Linked DNA regions of Mus musculus: region 2 is linked to region 1. The links are chromatin contacts, found by Hi-C or POLR2A ChIA-PET in ENCODE. All regions are on one chromosome and are shown on one strand. The core of a region is the stretch at or near the end of the contact, and the rest is flanking DNA. Distances in the headings are between cores, read along the strand shown.

Region 1 (7,161 bases), core at 4,459-6,958:
TCTTTGAGTTCTCCAGAGCCATGAATGAGCTGCAACTCAATGATGCTGAGTTTGCTCTGCTCATTGCCATCAGCATCTTCTCTGCAGGTATGGTGGTGGTGGGGGGGGGGGGAGCAGAGGGAAACGGAGCAAGAGACTTTTGCCCAGGAGGGTTTCGCCCAGGATGGCTATAGTCCCTACAGTGGATGAGAGAGGTTGGGTGGGACATGTCCCTATTTGGGAGTTGTGATTTGGGTTATGGGACCAAGATTTTGACTCAACCCTGTTGGTGACCTATAGACCGGCCCAACGTGCAGGACCAGCTCCAAGTAGAGAGGCTGCAACACACATATGTGGAGGCCCTGCACGCCTACGTCTCCATCAACCACCCCCACGTGAGTCTCCGTGTCCTTCTCTTCTGCTCTTCAGCCCATTTTCTGATACCCACTTTCTTTCAAGAGTTTTACCTCCACCTAGCATGCTAATTCCTGTGTTTCTAACAATCCCCCTGCTCTGTCTCACCTTTTCTGTGGAAGAACAACAACTAGACTTCCCCCACACCCCCAGGACCCACTGATGTTCCCACGGATGCTAATGAAGCTGGTGAGCCTCCGTACTTTGAGCAGCGTCCATTCAGAGCAAGTGTTTGCCCTTCGCCTGCAGGACAAAAAGCTTCCCCCTCTGCTGTCTGAGATCTGGGATGTCCACGAGTGACTGTTTCACCGTGTCCTTTGTGTTGGCCACATGGCGAAGGCTCACTGACTGCTTCCCACGGGTGGAGCAGACTGAGAAGGGCAGACATTCCTGGGAGCTGGGTGAAGGAGAGAGCCTTGCGTAGCATTAAGGGAGAGTCAACAGGTTGGGTGTTTTCTGGCTGCTGGGCAGTTGGGATCTACTAACGTTGTATACCATCTGAAGACCTTGTTGACCCAACCAAATAAACTAGCCAGGAGAGCCACTTTGTGCAGGGTTCTTCAGGGCCCCGCCCATCCTGCCTCTACCACTTCCTGTTTTTCCTCACTGAGCCCCAAAGAAATTCTCCACTATCGCTTTGTGGCTTGGCTAGAGAGTGCCTCAGGGCTGCCTCACCAATAGATGTGGCACTTGAAACAGGAAGGCCAAGATGAATATAGAACCAGGGAAGCAAATTTCCGGATCGAGAGTGGGGCTGCCGCCCTGTCAGAGCAAGCCTGTGTCTGTTAGGATCTGCCTCCAGACTCAGAGGAGAGGGGCGAATCACAAGCGACAGCTCCTGTTCACTGGGCCAGCGGCTTAGGTGCTCCTTCCCTTTAATGATCCAGGTAGGAGCAGGTGCTCTTCCTGTGGGGGGAGGAGTTGGATCTTCAGCAAGAACTCAGCAGTACACTTCACGTGTGTGTGTGTGTGTGTGTGTGTGTGTGTGTGTGTGTGTGTGTGTGTGTGTGGTGTGTGTGTGTGTGTGTGTGTGTGTGTGTAAAGTGTCTTACTTTTTCCATTGGCATCTGAAAAAGAGTACAGATTTAAAGACCCAGGGTCGGGTACTTCCTTTTGGGCTCTGGGCCCTATGGGACTGGAAGAAAAGTCCTGGTAGGGCCAGTGGAGGATGACAAATGTTTGAGTTGTCAAAAGGACTGGACTCCATTTCCCAGAGGGCATCGCGGCACCGTTCTCGGTTTCCCCTACCTTGGTGTAGGTAATACCCTGGCAGCTGAGGCCTGAAGTGCCCCCCGCCATTCCGACTTGGTAGGTTCCACCGACAGACAAGTTGGCCTTCCTGCCTGGGCGGCTGGGCACATCCAAACAGCGTGCAGGGGGAGCCATGGGAGGTTAGGCTAAACTGTCAGAAAGTCTTAGGGGCAGTTTATCTTGACAAGCACTTTCATATTGATCACCATTTTCATCAAGAAGGACTCTATAACCAAGTCGAATTAAAAGCTATCTGAGCAACCAAAACAAAATGCGTTCCTGTGAGTCCTCCCCTTGACACCTACCTGGACTGGGCTGGCCCGGTGCTTCCCATCCCGTCCCCACTCCCACGACGAAAGGTGTGAGCGTCGCCGGGCTCCGCTCGGTGCAGCCCCGTCCCCCGCGCGGCGAATGGTACGGCCCCAGCCCCCTCCGCCGCCTCCTCCTCCCGCCTCGGGGCTGAGTGGTACGCGCCCCCCGGTGCAGACGCGGAACTGGCGCCCGCTCGCCGCGGCGCCCGGCTAGGAAGCGAGGAGCGCCCCGCCGCCGGCCGGGAGACGTCGGGTGGGCCTGGCAGCCTCCTCCGAGAGTAGGTAGCTGAGCGCCCGCGGTCGGGAGCCCCGTGTGGGGCTTTGAGGGGGAACGCGGAGCCTGAGAGGAAAAGCGGCTCCGGGAGGAGAGGGTCTCTGAGGCGGCCCTGGAGGAGCGAGCGAGCGCGAGGGGGCGTGGAGCCTGCTGAGAAAGTGAGGCGGGGGTCGGGCGGGGAGCCCGTGCGGCTGCGGGGCTGTGGGCCCGCGGGGCGGCTTCCCGGGTGGGGACGAGGAGCTGTCCAGCAGGTGAGGGGGCGGCCAGAGCTGTCCAGCCCCGGGCCCGAGGAAGGCACCGGCGCCTGGCGTGTGTGCGCGTGCGTGCGCACGCCTTATTTTTTTTTATTTTTTTTTTGACTAGCGTTTGGAGAACCACGTTTGGTTCTTTAAAATAGACATATATGTATTTACATTTCATCCTTCAGTATTGGCCTGCTGAAGACTAGGCACACCATCTCATCACTGGCTGCAACTGCTCCCTTTTCCAATCTCCCGCAGCTTAGTGTTTCGTGCTCACTCCTCCTTCCCCAGTCCTGACCATCGCTGGCTTCATTGCTCCAGTTCTTCCCCCATGCTGGACCAGTCTGCTGATGAGCTTGCAAGGTCACTGTCTGGGGAGGAGGAGGAAGGAGAGGAAGCCTCCGGTTGTGCTCACGTCAGCAAAGATGTCATACCGTCCTTGGGTCGGGTTCTTGTGGTTTTTACTATGAGATCCTGCCCCAAATGAGGGGCGGAATCCACAGGGTTGGTAGTATGGCCATTGTAGGCTGAAAATGCAGAGATTACCTAAAAGTCCGTGGTCTCTAGACGTGAGTGGTGATGTAGGATTATAGCAGAAAGGTGTGCATTTAGAGATTTGGACTACGATGGGACAAGAGCTCGGGGCTTTACATTAGTAAATAAGATTGAGGCAGGAGGTAGAGTCTGGGCCCTCTTGGTTGTGAAGACTGAATGAGTTAGAGGTGGTGGTAGAGGATTTAGAGTCTGTGGGGAAGGCAGAGAAGGACAGTGGTGATTATCTTTGTCGCCTGAGTATCTGAAGTCACTGGCTATTGATGGGATACGAATTGAGCCTAAAAATACATTCTGCCACTGCTAGCTAGGATAGTCCCAAGGTCTCGGGTTCTTGCAGCTCTGAAAGGAGAACTGTAGAATATGGCAATTGACTTGAATTTGGAGAGGGGCTTCATCTCGCTAACACTAGAGAGGTCCCTATAATTAATTTACTATTAAGAGAAAGCTTCAGCTCCCCTCTCTCAACCTCTCTCTCTCAACCCCCCCCCTCTCTCTCTCTCTCTCTCTCTCAATCTCTCTCTCTCTGTCTCTGTCTCTCTGAGATTTTAGTCAGGATGATGCTTCTGGTTTTCAATGTAAACCTGTTTTAAAGATCCAGCCTCTGGTCCTACAAATTCTGTTTTATGGTAAGGTGCTTTAATACAGAGGTGAATCTGGCTTGCTTATAGGTAGATATGTCCGTATAGAACCCAGTATGGCTTTTGCCTGTGTCCTATTTCATAGCTTCATTTCTCTTAGGAGGAAGGGAGCCCAGCTCTATAAGGGAGCTCCACTTTTGCAATATGTTCATGCAATATGTTCATGTAGTTGGGAGAACAAGAGGATTGTTTAGGATTATTAAGAGTGATGAACCCCAGAAATGACTGAATGTGTGGCATGCTCAGGAACTTGATGGTGAAGAACTATTTCTATTAAAAGCTGAACGTGGGATTAAAAAAAAAAAAAAAAACACGGACAGAAGCGGAGATAACCTGATTCTTAGTAGGTGCTGTCTTTGGAATCAGCATCTCCAGGGCTAGGGGGAATGAGATGCTATAGGCCATGGCTGGGTTTGGAGTAGCAGCTGCTAGCATGGTTTGGTCACCAAGCAGGGGAGGGGCTATGACTCTGCTATAAATAGTTCTGGGAGCCAGAGTCGCTATGGAGACAAAACTGAATCCTATTACCTATGGGTCCTCTATTGGGAGCAAGGGGGAAAGAGGGAACTGTGTTTTAAGGACACCAGAGGTACTGTAACTAGGTCTTGTTTGTGGGTCGAGGAGGAAACAAAATAAAAGAACTAATTATCTAAAGCAAGTAGTACCCACAACACAGGCACTATCTATGTCTGTAGTATGGGAGTCAAATGAAGTGCATGTTTACGTGTGTGGTGTGTGTGTGTGTGTGTGTGTGTGCATGTGTGTGTACAGTGAACAAAGTCTCAGGCCATAGAAGCAAAATCTTGGAGCCCTGGAAATGCCCTATACAGGAGTGAAACATTTTATTTAGAAGTCTATGAAAATCTAATAAAAATATAGATTCTTTGGAAAGTATAATTGTTATCGCCTCGCAGCCTTTTGGCTAAGATCAAGTGTGAAAGATATAATTGTTTCTTTTATGCACGCGTGTGCCTGAGCATGCATGTGTGCACTCTGTCAGTGTAGCACTGAGAAGAGCCACAGTTTACCGGGAACTAGCATCACAGGCCGTGATGAGCCACCCAGTGCCAGTATTCAGAGCTGAACCTAGGCTTTCTGGAAGAGTCATGAGTGCTTGTAACTGCTGGGCCATTTCTCTGGCCCCCAGGAAATAATTGATTTCGAATACATTTAGAAATTCCTTTAGACACTTCCCCTAAATTTGTAGAAACCCTGGTATTTTCCGTCCCTAATTCACAATCCCTACAAGATAGAGAAAGACCAGGCCTCCTGGGAATGCATTGTATTACTGACTCTGATCCAGAGACCCGAATAGTCGAGAGCTGTGGTTCAGCACCAAGGGCAGAGGAGGCAGCAGTAGCTGCTTGGCCCCCTTTCTATCTTGAAGTGGGAAAACTGGTTAGAGATGAGACAGTTGGGACATGGACTTTTCCATGTGAGATCACATGAACAGTATGCAGCTGTTGTTACTGTCTGAGTGCAATTAACTGGAAAGTCTGTGTGATAGTTACCCATCAGGCTGAATGCTACTCAATGAGACAGAATAATCAAGTTTCCATGTAGACGTAAAAGCCCAGGTTAGTGCTGTATAAAGAATCTGCTTTTATCTTGATTCCCCCCCCCCCCGCCCCGGAGTAGCCCTGAAAGTAATTTTTTGTTGTTGTTATAATTCTTCACTCTAGATTAGACTGAAACAGAGTCTCAGAAACTCGGCTGGAGATGAGCTAGCTATAGTCTGAGCTGTTATTTTTTCAGCTCCTCGTCTCCTTTTTGGGTGCTGAGGATTGGAACTAGGGCCCCATCCATTCTAGATAAGTCCTTGATCACTAAGCGATAGCCTCAACCCTATTCCGTTTGAAATTTGACTCTGGAAGCTCATAAACGTGGACAGCCAGCAGGGAAAGCAAGCGTCAGATTCTATCGTGAGTTCAGAAGTGGAAGCCTCTGACCTCCGCCCCTTGCTGAGATGAACCTGAGAAGGGTGAGTCCCTTAGGCGTAGCACTGGGTATTTATCAGTACTTTTCCCCCTATTGGATTTTCAGATTATATCAGAATTCCTCCTGGGAATGCTGGCTTCTTGCTCAGTGCCCTGAAGTTTCTCTGCAATGAACTGACAAATCGGAACCATGGTGCAAAAGAAGTTCTGCCCTCGGTTACTTGACTATCTCGTGATCGTAGGGGCGAGGTAACCAAGAAGACCAATAACTGTCTTGTTCTCTGTGGCAGCCACAATGTCTTGTTACTCCCAGACCTTATTTCCATGTTGCTTTGAATATCTTATTCTGTCCTATTGCTTTATGTTCTTGTTACATGTTTTGTGTTCCACTTTATGTATGCTATCTCTCATAAATAAATACATGCTGCCGGGCGTGGTGGCTCACGCCTTTAATCCCAGCACTCAGGAGGCAGAGGCAGGCAGATTTCTGAGTTTGAGGCCAGCCTGGTCTAAAGAGTGAGTTCCAGGACAGCCAGGGCTACACAGAGAAACCCTGTCTTGAAAAACCAAAATAAATAAATAAATAAACAAACAAATGCTGTTATTTTAACTCATACTTTATGGGTTTCGAGCAAATATATTCTTTATAGCCCGTTTTCATAGTCTGTCAAAAGGGGAAAGCACTCTGTACTTCTCTGTCTACCTAGATTCCTAAGGTAATCTTTTAGCTAAGGTGCTGATCATCTTGAGGTGCTAGTGATGATTTTCTTGTTGAAACTTTCAGGATAGTGTCTTCATGACAGTGTGGACTTCAGTCTGTCAGTTAAACTCTTTCCTAAAGTGCCTTTGAGCTTCATCTGTTGATTGTGGTTCAAGTGTGATAGCATGTTCCATGCTGTTGGGTTGCTGAGTGTGCCTTTATGTCCTTCAGGCACCCAAGCAGTGACAGTGTGGCTCAGACTCCTGAGCTGCTGCGGAGGTACCCACTAGAGGATCACCCAGAGTTCCCCCTGCCCCCAGATGTGGTGTTCTTCTGCCAGCCAGAAGGATGTCTGAGTGTGCGGCAGCGGCGGATGAGCCTTCGGGACGATACCTCTTTTGTCTTCACCCTAACCGATAAGGACACCGGAGTCACCCGCTATGGCATCTGTGTCAACTTCTACCGTTCCTTCCAAAAGCGAATGCCAAAGGAAAAGGTGGAAGGCGGAGCAGGACCCCGTGGGAAGGAAGGCGCTCACACCTCTGGTGCCTCAGAAGAGGCTGCCGCTGGGAGCTCAGAGAGTGGCTCAACCTTGCAGCCGCCTAGTGCTGACTCCACTCCTGACGTAAACCAGTCTCCTCGGGGCAAACGTAGGGCAAAAGCGGGCAGCCGCTCCCGCAACAGTACCCTGACATCCCTGTGTGTGCTTAGCCACTACCCTTTCTTCTCTACCTTCAGAGAGTGTCTGTATACTCTCAAACGTTTGGTAGACTGCTGTAGTGAACGGCTGCTAGGCAAGAAACTGGGCATCCCTCGAGGTGTACAAAGGTACGGTTTGCTGCTTGTGCTTGGGAGAACAT
Region 2 (7,382 bases), core at 4,768-7,267, 61 kb after region 1:
TCCAAAGGTGGGGGAAGATACAAACAGGGACTGGGAGCCAGAGTCAGAGAGATCTCACAGAAATATACAAGGCAGTACGGCTCCCCCTTAACCCCAGGACCCAGGACCCAGGACCCAGAACCCTGCCCCACCTCTGCCACACCTGCCACTCATCTGGATCTCCTGTCCATTCTTAAGCCACTTGACTTCGGCGTCCGGATCAGCCAGTTCCACAGTAAGCCGAATCTTGTGGCCCTTGTTTACCTGGTAGGCAGGCTCCAGCTTCTTCTGAAAGGCTGAACCCCACAACTCAGCCCAGCTACCCCCAATGCCCACACCCTTCCCCCAAGCACAACCACAGCGGCTATGGCAGGTGCCTGCATCTTCCTCCCCCTGCTGCGTATCCCAGACACACCCTCCGGGTTTCCATAATGACCCTGTCTTCTCATCTCTGTCTGTCTTGCTTTGTCTTCCTTGAGGTTCTTTCTAACTGCTCAGCCCTTGGGCAGGGCTAGAGGCATCCACCATGATAGAAGCTTGTTGTGAGAGCTAGGAATGTAGCACACGTCCTCTCTTCCTCTTGGTAATGCCAAGCTCACCGTAGCATCCCTGCTGGCTTCCCCTCCCTTAGCGCCATACCTCCCAGTTCTCCAGATCATTGTCATGGGTCTCAGGTTGTAGAGATAGAACAGGGCTTAGGCGGGTGACCCAAGGCCACAAACCCACCAATGTGTGGTATGGAGGAGTCCAGGGCCACCTCACAACAATGCCTCCCCTTGCAGCCATGTTGGTAAAAACAGCTCTGCAGCTGAAGGGCTGTGCAGAAGCCCTCAAATACTCAGGCTGGGCCTGAAGACAGCTGTGGGGTTTGAGCTAGTTCCTGGAGTCTCTGTGTCTCTGTCTCCTCACTTGTAAAAGTGAACTGATACTATGCCTTGTTTGGCAGTGCTGTTGGGAGAATTAACTAGGCAATTACGTAAAACATGCAGTGCCTTGCTGAACTTTTTCTTTTTTAAATTGTTTTTTTTGCTACCACTGCTTGTCTTGCCCCCAGAGGCTCCCTCTGCCCATACTACAGGTTTTTGTGTGTTGTTCTCCAGCCCGGCTCCTTTGTTGGGAGCTAGCTGGTGCCTTGTGCTTTCCCTTGTGTGGAAAGGGCTAACCTGTGCTCTTCTTTTCATCCTGCTTCATGCCCTTGAGCCTCTTCAGCATGCCTCGAAGGTCTGTGACTCCGTGCTGGAAGGCGATGCGCTCATATTCTGACGGCGGTGCCTGTCTCAGGATCTCCCACACGTCTTCTTCAGCAGGTGCCTCCAGCTTTGAGTCCCTGTGTCCCACAGCCCACTGGGAAGCTCAAGGCAGTCCCTCCTTGTCCCTTCCAGGACACAGGATGAGGTCTTCCCTTCCCTTCCTCTCCCGTCCCCTCCCCTCCCTTCCCCTCCCCTCTCCTCCCCTCTCAGTCTAAGAGTCTTGGGTGTTGAACTAGGGAGGACTCTTGGCTTAGGGTGTTGAGGAGGGCCCAACCTCAACTCACCTCCGGAAACTGCTGCTCCAGATGAAGGAAAAAGACAGGCATACATTAGAAGTCTGGACACCTCCCTGCCAAGACTGGGATCCTTCCCAGTGCCTTCACTTGTTCCCTCTTCCCCATACAGTGCCCCTACTTTTCAGGGCAGGAGTCTCATTCTTCATAAAACCAGACAGTGTCAGAGCCATTCCAAGCCTTAAGAATGTCACCCTGGTGTGTGTGAGTTCCCCCAAACCCCAGCAGAAAGGGTACATGTCCCCAAAGCTAAAATCCTCTTGTAAGACCCAGAGCCTCCCAGCCCCACGCCTTACTCTCTGGGCAGGAGCAGCAGCAGTAGCCATGAAGGGAAGATGGAGAGAGAGGGAAAGAAAGGACAGAAAAAGAAATGAAGTCAGGGCTAGGTCCTTACTGCTACTGCTTTGGGAACCTTCTTCCTACTTCTTAGGGCCTTCAGAATCTGTGGAAATGGTCTATGGTAGATTCACCAGGAGGTTTTGAGGGGCACAAGACATAACTCTTGTCCACACTGGGACTAAGGATGGTTATTAAGACAACTCTTGTCCACACTGGGACAAGATTCCCCCTTGATAAGGAAACTGGCTCAGAGAAGTGCCTCATTCTGTTCAGGGACACACAGCTTGGAAATCTCAATGCCATGTCTTAATCTCTGCCCTAGAAGATGTGACCCAAGGACTCACCTCTTCTTCAGCAGGGAACTAAAGTCCAGAGTCCCAGCATCTTCATGGCTGTCACTGAAGAGAGAGACCCCATGAGGCTTCTCTGAAGAGCTAGCAGGGGCTTAGGCGATGGAGTGGTATAGGAGGAAGGGGTGCAGTCAGGTGGGGCTCCCACCCATCTCTGTGATGGGATAGATGGAGGACAGGAAGGGTACCTGGTTCTCCGACCTGCTCCCGCCAGGCTCCTGTGGAAGTTAGTTTCTCAGTGACCTGGCAGCTTGCCCTTGCCCCCCACAGACTTCAGCTTGGACCCCCCACATGCGTCTATCTAAAATGTCAAGGGCCCTCAGCCCTCACACTGGTCTCCCCGCCCCCCACCCCCATTCCCAAGGAAAGAGAGCCACTCACGTGCGTCGGAAAGCTGATCTGAGGTCCAGGTCTCCAGAACCAATGGCCTCTGTGTGCAAAGAGAATGTAGTGGTGGGGGTGACCTCAGGGAGTGGGAGCACAAGACTCCATCTTCTCAGCTTCTCCCAGGGTTCATATTTAGAGAGATGAGGCAGTTTCTCATCTCAGTCTCCACAGTGGGCTGCCTCCCACTCACCTCCCAGTTCACATTCAAACTGTGTGAGGCAGGGACACAGAAACAGCATCCCACCCTTGACTTGCTCCCACGATTCTCCTGAAAGCATGCATTTCGTTCACACCTCGGGTGACCGGCACTGGCTTCTGGCCACAGCTAGTCACCCTCTCTAGTTGGGAGATAGAGACAAGCCCAAGGGACCAGGACCCATGAAGACCACAAGACCAGACGAGACCCCAGGACTCCCTCACCATGGACAGTGAGGTTGAAGTTACAGCTGTCAAATTTGTCCTTGGTAGACACCTCACAGCGGTAGCCCCCAGCAGAAGTGGTCTGAGCATCTGTGATGTGCAACTCAAACAAGTAGACCTGTGAGCAGGAGGATGAAGGAAGGTTGGGACAGGAGAGGCCCTGCGTCCCTAAAGAGAAGGGGTGTGGCAAAGCCTGCCAAGCTCACTTCTCAGGGCTGACACATACAGAGCGCTTCTATAATTTAAAGAAAGCATCCACCTTTCAAGACCCATGATGGGGTGGGCAGTGGTGGTGCACATCTTTAATCCCAGCACTTCTGGGAGGCAGAGGCAGGCGGATTTCTGTGTTCAAGGCCAGCCTGGTCTATAGAGTGAGTTCCAGGACAGCCAGGGTTACACAGGGAAACCCTGTCTCAAAAAACAAAATAAAAAAAAAATAAAATAAAAGACCCATACGGGCTCTTGCCTGCACATGACCATGATAGAAGTCCAAGCAGATGGCAGGTGGCTCCACTTGGGAGCTGTTTTGTGCAGTGTGCAGCTGGTATGGCTGAACATTTCAGCTCTGCCCTGCTTCCCAGTCTCCCAGCCTCCCTATGCCTGTACTCCCTGGCTCCCCATGCCCCTGACCAGGCGTCCCACCTTGCTGGCTCTGTCATAGCTGTCATGCAGCTGCAGGTGCTGGCCCACTTTGCTGCTCAGGTCCACCCACTTGCCCTTGAACCACTTGACCACAGGCGGTTTCAGGAGGCTGGCCCCAGCCACTCGGGCTGAGAAGACAATGCTGCCGCCTGCAAGAGAAAGGTGACTTCTCCGACCTTGGTCCTCTGGGGCTTCCTTTCCCCTAACCCCGAGTATGAGCACAAAGTTCCCACTTACCCACGGTCACCTCACCATCCTGTGGTCGCATCAGAAAGAGGCCAATAGGGTCATCAGGGGCTCCCTGATGCTCTGCAGCTGAGCCATCCTGGGTTACCGAGACTGACCCTGAAAAGAAGGCTTTTGAGGTCTGTCCTGGGATATTCCCCATCCATTGGCCTGTCCCTCGTTGTCCAGCCCTCTTTACCTTCAGGACTTGAGACACTTTCTTCCAACTCAGTGGCTGGAGCAGGGACTTCTTTGGGGGCTCCTGGAGCAACTTCAGATTCTGCCTTCTCTGGAGGGGCTGAGGTGGGGTCATGGAACAGTTTCTAATTAGAGCCCTCCACTCGGATATCAGACCTATGTCCCACCTAAGATACATTCCACTTGTACAGCAGTATCCTAGGCTCTTTTAGCCACTGGCCTCACTCCAAGAAGAGGAGCCAACTTGCTTCTCGTCCTCCAGCACTCACGATCCACCTGTCCCATGTCCAGATTTCTGCTCTGAGCAGCATTGTGGTCCATCTGTTGTCCCTTTCCGAGCTTTGGCCTTGACCCAGCACCACCACCACCAAGCTCTTAGGATTTCCCCACTAACACATACAGCTAGCCAAGTCCTTATCTGGGTGACCAGGCTCTGGGTCTGCTATGGGAGTGGACCCTTCCTAGAACACCGCTCTCGGGTTCCCACCTCCACAGTGCAGAAAGAGCTGCAGCCACAACTAATGCTTAGAGAGATCTTGGAGCAGAAGAGCAGAACGGGCATTTCTGGCTTACAGCATTGCCAGTGCCCAGAGTCCATGCCCCGGACTCTGAGTTCAGGGCCCCGGGGCGAGGTCAGCAAGCTCTTACCTGGCTCTGTGACCTTGAGGTCAAACTTGACCTTTGAGGAGCCTGCAATGACCGCGTAGGAACCCTGGTCATCAGGGCTCGCATCCCGCACTGTCAGTGTGTGTCGCTTGCCCTCTGCTGCCAAACCATACTTGTCATTGGCGGTGATGTCGCTGCCATCCCGCTGCCACCGCACCTTCACGCCTGACCGCTCCGTCTCAGCCTCGAACACGGCAGCACTGCCAGCGGTCACCTCCGCTGACCTTGGCTTCTTGTTGAAGGCTGACACTGAAGAGCCAGATGGAACTTGCAGGAAGTAGGCTCCCTGGTACCCCACCCCCGACACCCTTCTTCAAGAAGACTGTGTAGTAAGCACACCCCAAGCTACTTGTTTAATGCTCCAACAGTTCTATGGGGTGGGTGCAGCCATATTTATGTCTCAGGTCAGGTGAGGTTAATGACAGATGAAAGAGTCCAGGCTGTTGTCCCCACCACCATATAAGACGTCCCTACCTTCCTGCTTGGGAACACCAGTGGTAGGCCCAGCCTCCCTTCCCATTGTGGAACCCTTGGCAAGGGCCCCAGCACTCTGCCTACTTGGGATATAGCTAAATTTGTCCTCTGAGGGCTTCAGACTAAGAATGAGCAATTGAGATAAGGCAGCAGGGGCCTGGGGGCTGGGGACTGGATCCCTGACCCCATGACCTCTGCAAGGGTGTTGGCCTGGTCCAGGTCTTTGGCTACAGTCTTTGTCCTTGGCTTGCCTGTTCTATTCCAGAGAAGAGAGGCACTGTCCCCCCACATCTGGAGCCAGGTCTCATGTGAATACCCTAGGGTTTCCAGCTCATGTGGCAGACACTCAGAGCTGGAAAGGGTCGCTACCCCCTCATCTCAGTACCCTTAGAAACTGAGCTCAGGGGCTCAGCTCCACTGGAGCCTAAATTGAGCTCCTTGAATTGAGGACCCTGGCTGAAGAAGAAAATACAGGTCCAGACAGAATGGGCTGTTGACCCTGGATTCTTCCTGACTTAGTGAAGTCATCTCTCAGTGGCCCTGACACCGAGTTTATCCTTGATCTCATTAGAGGGATGGGGAATGAAGCAGAGAATTAGACAAAGCCCAAAGAGGACCATCCTGTCCCTTCCTGGAACCCACAGGCCTCATCCTACACCGGTACCTAACCCTGCCCACAAGCCGTGTGCACCACTGACCCAAACCCTTACGTGGAGCTACCTGGTTTCTTCCCTGGCTCCGGCATCTTGAGAACAGTCACACCAGGCATCAAGCAGGCCACCCAAGGAGGGACTGAACAGTGTCCTGTGTTCTCACTATTTATGAGGACTGCCCCCTCCCCAGCCCTGCTTATCAGCCTCCTGCTAGCCACCTGCTAAATATAGACAAATTCCATCCAGCTGAGGTATCTTCATGGAGAAGATAGAGCCACTTGGTCCTCTGGCTTCTCCTCCCCACCCCCAGCAGGACTGGATAGCTTCCGCCCTTCCACTCCTCCATGGATCTCAGGGGTAGCCCCACCTTTGTCTGTGTATCCAGCCACCAGAAAATTACACTGTCGAGGTGCTCTTGGCCCGTGACACCCACAGCTAAAGATCGAGGGCACAGGTGCTGGGTGGGAGAGAGGGTATCCAGGGCTAGCTGCTGTTGTTCTTTTGGTCAGCAGAGCTTTGGCACACATTACTGCACCACAAGGGGCAGGGGCTGGCCTTGGACCACGGAATCCTGAGTGGGCTTGGCGGAGGGTTAGGCAGGGAGGGAATCTGCTGGGAGTTAGTCCCCCCCACCCCACCCCACACACACAAGGGACAAACTAGGCGAGCCTGCAGGCGAGGGCATGGGAGTGGATCTCTAAATGTCCTCCCAAGTAGAGGACAGGAGCAGAGCTAGCTCTTGCTAAAGTCACAAGGACTAACCAAAGATGAATGCAGAGCATTCCAAATCCCCCCAGCTGCCACCCCACTGCCACTGTTCTTGTTCTGTGACCCTCAGTTGGATCAGGCTCATCAGGTGTAACAGGGGAAAAAGTAAATGACGGGGATCTCCATTAAGGAATTCTAGACTAGAATAGATAGCTTATACCAGAAGGAGGGAGTTCACATATAAGCATTTTCCAGTCAATAGAAACCTAGCCGTGATTTCCACCCAATTTTAGTTACTTTAGAGTCATATCACCTGCTCCTAAGTCATGTGCATGAGTGTGTGTGTTGAAGCTATAACTAGCAATCCAGGTTGGTCTCAAACCAATGACAATCCTCCTGCCTCAACCTAAGTGCTGCTATTCTGGGTATGCACTGCTATGCTTATCTCCGAGTCGTCCAGAGAACTGGTCTGGGGCTGGAAGAGAAGGCTCAGTGATTAAAAGCACTTGTTCTTGCCGAGAACTCAGGTTCCGGTCCAAGCACCCACACAATACCTCACAACCATCTGTAACTCCAGCTCCAGGGGACCCAACACCCCTCTTCTAGACTGCAGGCACCAGGCACACACATGGCACACATACATATACGCAGGCAAAAAATTTGTTTAAATGTTTAAGGAACTGGTGTTTGAGAGCCAGAAGAAGAAGAAGAAGAAGAAGAAGGAGAAGAAGAAGAAGGAGGAGGAAGAGGAGGAGGAGGAGGAGGAAGAGGAGGAAGAGGAGAAGGAGGAGGAGGAGG

Evidence for each region. A loop is a pair of places that touch in the nucleus more often than their neighbours do. ChIA-PET counts read pairs that join two places held with the same protein, here RNA polymerase II (POLR2A).
Region 2: a map of left cerebral cortex shows a loop between it and region 1 (2.5-fold over the local background). The contact joins the promoter of Mybpc3 here to the promoter of Madd in region 1. A Hi-C loop is called at or near these places in 20 of 37 maps with a recorded cell type or tissue (adrenal gland, gastrocnemius, heart and 4 more). POLR2A ChIA-PET finds 5 or more read pairs at or near these places in 4 of 5 experiments (Patski and embryonic stem cell).

The regions. Positions count from the first base shown.
Region 1 is chr2:91,177,868-91,185,028 of GRCm38, reverse strand. Madd (MAP-kinase activating death domain) reads left to right here and starts at 5,708. Exons shown (of 35, transcript NM_001177720.1): 1 at 5,708-5,850; 2 at 6,533-7,129. The coding sequence starts at 5,792. Nr1h3 (nuclear receptor subfamily 1, group H, member 3) reads left to right here. Exons shown (of 10, transcript NM_001177730.1): 8 at 1-87; 9 at 280-374; 10 at 547-968. The coding sequence ends at 693.
Region 2 is chr2:91,116,779-91,124,160 of GRCm38, reverse strand. It overlaps Mybpc3 (myosin binding protein C, cardiac), which reads right to left and starts at 6,017. Exons shown (of 35, transcript NM_008653.2): 1 at 5,944-6,017; 2 at 4,732-4,998; 3 at 4,085-4,183; 4 at 3,898-4,005; 5 at 3,661-3,809; 6 at 3,019-3,136; 7 at 2,593-2,641; 8 at 2,400-2,429; 9 at 2,206-2,259; 10 at 1,819-1,821; 11 at 1,514-1,525; 12 at 1,143-1,306; 13 at 143-275. The coding sequence starts at 5,992.